Linked DNA regions of Homo sapiens: region 2 is linked to region 1. Evidence: chromatin loops called from intact Hi-C (ENCODE). Cell type or tissue: PC-9. All regions are shown on one strand.

Evidence for each region. A loop is a pair of places that touch in the nucleus more often than their neighbours do. Peaks named below come from ENCODE experiments on the same cell type or tissue, not always from the same donor. Only the 100,000 strongest peaks of a DNase experiment are listed, where the experiment ranks them.
Region 2: it touches region 1 in a loop (12-fold over the local background); 55 of 110 quality-filtered maps call a loop at or near these places.

Annotation. Positions count from the first base shown.
Region 1 is chr16:55,542,138-55,544,637 of GRCh38, forward strand. All of the region lies in intron 8 of LPCAT2 (lysophosphatidylcholine acyltransferase 2), which reads left to right. Among named protein-coding and RNA genes, the nearest start is that of CAPNS2, 23 kb to the right of the region's middle. In PC-9, CTCF peaks have their summits at 1,528 (motif pointing left) and 1,728; a DNase peak (open chromatin) is centred at 1,514; H3K27ac peaks cover 297 bases.
Region 2 is chr16:55,702,089-55,704,588 of GRCh38, forward strand. It overlaps SLC6A2 (solute carrier family 6 member 2), which reads left to right. Exons shown (of 15, transcript NM_001172501.3): 15 at 235-2,500. The coding sequence ends at 258. Among named protein-coding and RNA genes, the nearest start is that of SLC6A2, 47 kb to the left of the region's middle. In PC-9, CTCF peaks have their summits at 41, 1,501 (motif pointing left) and 1,714; a DNase peak (open chromatin) is centred at 1,503.

The DNA of each region.
Region 1 (2,500 bases):
TGGCTTTGGTTGATGGATGTCTTAAATAGTAGGCTGAAGAATTTTATATATTGCTTGTATGCTAAGGACCAAGAGGAAGTGGGGGACTCTGGGACCAAAAGCACAAATGAGATGTTAACCTGAGAAACATGTCGCTTAGTCTCCTCCTCATCTGGGACAGGATGGTGCAAAGTTAAGTATGGGGAAGGTACAGAGAATACTGTATTTGAAAGGAGAGGGGAGTGGAGCTGTGAAGCCAATTTCAGGTGCAATAGAAGGGAATACATTCACATAAGCTGTCTTCTTTATAAAGTTGAAAGTGAAGTACCATTTGTACCTCACAAGAGTGAGGTAAAAGTGGAATTGCAACTTGAAAAGCATGGAACATATGTAACATTTTTAGCATCTCTCAGTGGTCCCTAACAGGAATATGAAGGCAAGATCAGGAGAGGTGGCTGAGGATGTGTGATTGGCACTGTGGGCATGGCAGAAGTGAAAGATTCTAAGTAACAGGTCATACAGAAGTATCCGACTCCCAAGTCCAGTGTAGATAGTCAGGGAGATGTTGCCAGAGGGAGTGGATAAAGAGGGATGATTGATCCAGATGTGACCATTAGGTTGTCATGGTCTATGCAAGACCAGATTAGGGAAGAAATAAACACTAATGGATAATGAGGGGAAACTGAAGAACTTAGCAGAGATTAGAGTCATAAGTTTGTTTCCATGGCTGAGGTAGAGTCTAGAAGAATATCTGTGGCAAGATGTCAAGTGAGTCATCAATGTGAGTAATGAGGATACTGAGAGAAGATGAAGTTAGAAAGGAAAACTTGGGGGCTTGAAGTCATTGGGGTATATAGATGTCTGTTGGGAACCATAAAAGATAGTGGCAATCATGTTCACCTCTCTTTGATTGATTTTCCTTTCCAAATAAAGGATACATTCATACTGTGAGCCTTGAATGACTGTACAAAATGGAAATGTGATATAGAGGGCAAGGTCTTATTCTAGGAGAGGTGACTTTTTATTAGAATTTCCATTGAATTGCTTCTTAGGAGGAATGGGGCCTCCAAGGCCCATGGGTGTCAAATTTAGGATTTTAATTATTTTGTACTCTCAGTGGAACTTTATTCCTTAAGAATAAGATGTCACGCCAATATGAGAGTTATTAAAAATCATTTTATGAAAAATACTACCTGCACTAATATAAAACCAAACCTGTATTTCATTGTATTATGTTTGGTTAACAGTGTAGCAGCAATTTATTTTTCAAGGTTTTCAGTATGACCTTTTATGACCTAAATCAAGTGTATTACAAATGGTTGTTTGACTTTTTTAAAAAATGAAGAATTATATGGCAATTAAAAACTTTAATTTCTTACACTGTTTTGTTAGAGATTTTATGAACATTAATTTCAACTTACTGTTTTTTTCTTGGATTTTATACTAAGCAAATACAAGAAATTTTACTAGATCAGGATGCAGGGAATTTTTAGAAATATTTCTTTGCCAAGATAGTTATTCTAGATATATAAGGATGTGGGGACCTCTGGTGGCTTAGTTTATTTTTCTATCTTAAAAAACAACTATGCAAAATAGAGAGCCACACACAGAATTCCAATGGGAAGGACTTCAGAGATCGTTTAGTTAAATTTTTTCATTTGACAGGAGAGGGCACTGAGGCTCATAAAGGCTAAATGACTTTTCCAGGATCACACGGCAGATCTCAAGCAGCAACCCAGTCCAAGAACACTTTCTGCAGCTTGCAGCTGCCCCCTTAGAGAGGAAATAATCAGATAAATGTGAAAAGTAAATATCCTGTAGCACATTATTCTATAATTCCATACATTTTATCTTAAAAAGGCAACTTGCATCCATGCCATCCTCCACATCCTCACTCCCTCTACTCAAGGTCTTATTATCTCTCCCATGATTGCAGCTGCTTCCAGACATTCTCCCTGCTCTTAGTCTCTTCTTTGGTGCATACACTCCTTACCGCTGAAGTTACCACTTAAAAACTTGGACCTGGTCATGTCATTCCCTTGCTTAAATGTCACCTCTGAGATACCAATGCTTACAGTTTTCTTAATATGATTGACAAGACTTGAAAACAGGTCCATTTGGAAAAAAATGGTATTTTTAACTACTTCTAGTTGCATTCTTTATTTATCAAATGGAAGTGGTAAGATTTACCTCAAGGAATTGTTTAGAGAGTTAATCATATAAAGCCCCTAATATAAAATACCCAGCACACAGTAGATGTTTAATGGATGGTAACTCTTATTGGTGGATTTAGCTCACTGTTTCATAAATTTCTACCCTACTGAATGGAGAGCTTCTTGAGGGCAGGGACTTTGCTGTCATGTTTGTAGGGCTTAGTGCAGTGCCTGAGCACCTACTATGGGGGAAAAATTAATGAAATAAAATAACGTATGTAAAACACCTAGCATGATGCCTGGTTTGTAGTTATAATTCAATAAACAGTAACTATTGGCAAAATCTCACTTATTCTTAAAAAGCCAAC
Region 2 (2,500 bases), 160 kb after region 1:
GGGAGGCTCACCTTGAGCCCATGGCCTCAGGCTTGCCCTGTGACTTTGGGGAGGTTCTGCTGCCCTTTCTGGGCCTCTGTGACAATTAGGGAATCAACTTGCACGTTCCCTGAGGTCCGTGAAGGAAGGGGGTGTTTTTCTGCCTTCTCTCTACCTCCTGCTGCCCCCGCCAGCTGGCCCTTGCTCCTTTCTGTCCCCACCATGTCATCAAGTCCTCGCTGTCTTTCTCTGCAGTTGCAACACTGGCTGGCCATCTGAGCCTGCCTGGAGGAGAAGGAGGAACCCCCATGCCAATGTCCAGGTCACAGGCATCCGCTGCGCTCCCACCTCGGACACCATCTTGGGATTCCTCCCCTGGAAGTTGTCCTTTCTGATCCTCTCTTCTTTTCCCATTTACAAATGATTTCGTGACTGTAGTTTTTGTTCACCTTCTGTGCATCTGGCCTGGGGGCTGTTAGCTCAGAGGAGAGGAGCAAACAGGAAAATGACTTCTGTTCTGTCCCCGCTGTTTTGGGGGAAGTCTCTCCCACTTTGGGATCCTGCTGAAGCTAGGTTCATGAGGTCGGAAATCCCCACCACATTTGCCTAGACTTTGGGCACAGGAGTTCTTAGTCCACCAAATCAGAGAGAGGATGGGCTTTTGATCAGATACCCCTCCCAAAAAAAAAAAAAACTAAAACTAAAGCAAAAATCAAACAAAATCTGGCTGAGTTTAGTGGGGTGGTTGGGGAAGGTACATAGACCCTCCTCTTGCCCACCCTAGACAGCCCTCTCATGTCTGAACCTCAGCCTGGGAGTTAGATTTATTTGTCTCTAAAATGAAGTCAGTGGATAGATGCTTTGAGGGATTTTGAGTAGAAACATTCATAGTTAATTTTCACTCTGGCCAATCTGAGTTTGATGTGTGTGTTCTGGAACATTCCTCCAGCTTTTGGTGGTCAGATGGCCCAGAGATATGGGGGACAGGAGGAAGAGGGTAAATGAACCACAGTGAGCAGGTTCTAGGAGGTACCTGCATCAGACAAGCTGGTGGAGGCCACGTGGCAAGCCACATCTACTGAGGCCTCATGCTGCTCTTGCTCTGTAAGACACGGAGCCCAGAAACCCATCTGCACTTCCTGAGACCTGCCTGGGGAAACGGGGGCAGGGACCAAGTGAGGCCTCATGTGTGTCTTCACCGTGCTGTCCTCACAAGGCCAGGTGGGTGCCCAAAGGGAGCCTGACAGGCTGTTGTGTTAATTTATTGTTCTTGCACACCTGCACAGCCTCCCTCTGGGGATCCCACCTGGAGTGGACCAGGGGTCTTGAGAAATGGAGAGTTGGCTGCAAAAACTCTCATGCACTAGATGTGGCACCTTGGAGGGCAGGGTGAGACAAGCAGCCCAGAAATACTCTCTCAAGTGGAGGGGAGAATTTTGAGAGTGGATGGAACAGTTTGGTGGTTTCAGAGAATTTCTAGGTTTCTACTTGGATCTACTTCTGATACAAACTTGCACTTGGTGCCCTCTGGTGGTGTTTAGTTTTAGTTCCGTAAGAGAAATGATTCCTAGTTTGCTAAATTGGTGGCATCTTTGGGAGGGGTTTCTGTTTATGGTTAGAGTCTCTTACACCCTTGTTGGAGGGATTCTTATTCTGACTGTGGGAGCTCCTGTTGCGGGATCTTGGGAAAAAATAAAGAAGCCGCTGCATTCGCACGTCAAGAAGGTGCTTTGCCTCAAATTGGGGTGTTGTTGAGCCTGGTGGTTCCTGCATGAAGAGGATTATGAGGGGACCAGGGTGGGGCAGGGAGATGGTTTTGTCTCCCAGGGTCCTGAGGTTTCCTTGCTGGGTCGGGGTCCTCAGGTCATTCTATAGATAAAAGAGGGAAAATCAGGAGACTTTGAATCTTTCTGTATAAAAAGGTCAGCTGAATGCCTGAGACAGCCCAGGTGGCAGGTGTCTTGGAGCCCTGTGAACAGTGAGGCTTAAGAATGGAGAACAATCAGGTCGGGGTCTGGGCCCCATTAGTGACTTTATATCCTCCCATAAAAGGTAACTTCTTCCTAGGTGTTACCATTTTTCTTTTCGTTTTTTGTTTTTGTTTTTGTTTGTTTGTTTGTTTGTTTGTAATAAAGCACTTTAATGCACATTACCTGCCATCTGCCCAGTGAGGACTGCAGGGCTATAGCTTCTATCTCCCCATTTCCCAGGTGAGAGAACCAAGGCCCAGCATTTTAGTCACTCTTGCTCAAGGTTTTTTAGCAACTAACAGATCGAGTTGGGCCTTCAATTCACATCCACTGACTCTCAGCCCAGATTATTTTGAATATTCCCTGCACAATAGGGTTCACCCCACCCAGGACTGTCATTTTTAAAAAACTCATTCAAACCGCAAAGGAAAATTTCTTAGCAAAAGAACAATGTGTTGGAGGATGGGAAGGGGCGAGAGAATGCCATTTATTTTCCTCTAGCTGGTTTCCAGAGAGGAAATTATTTAGCTGCTCTCTTTTGATGAAAATAA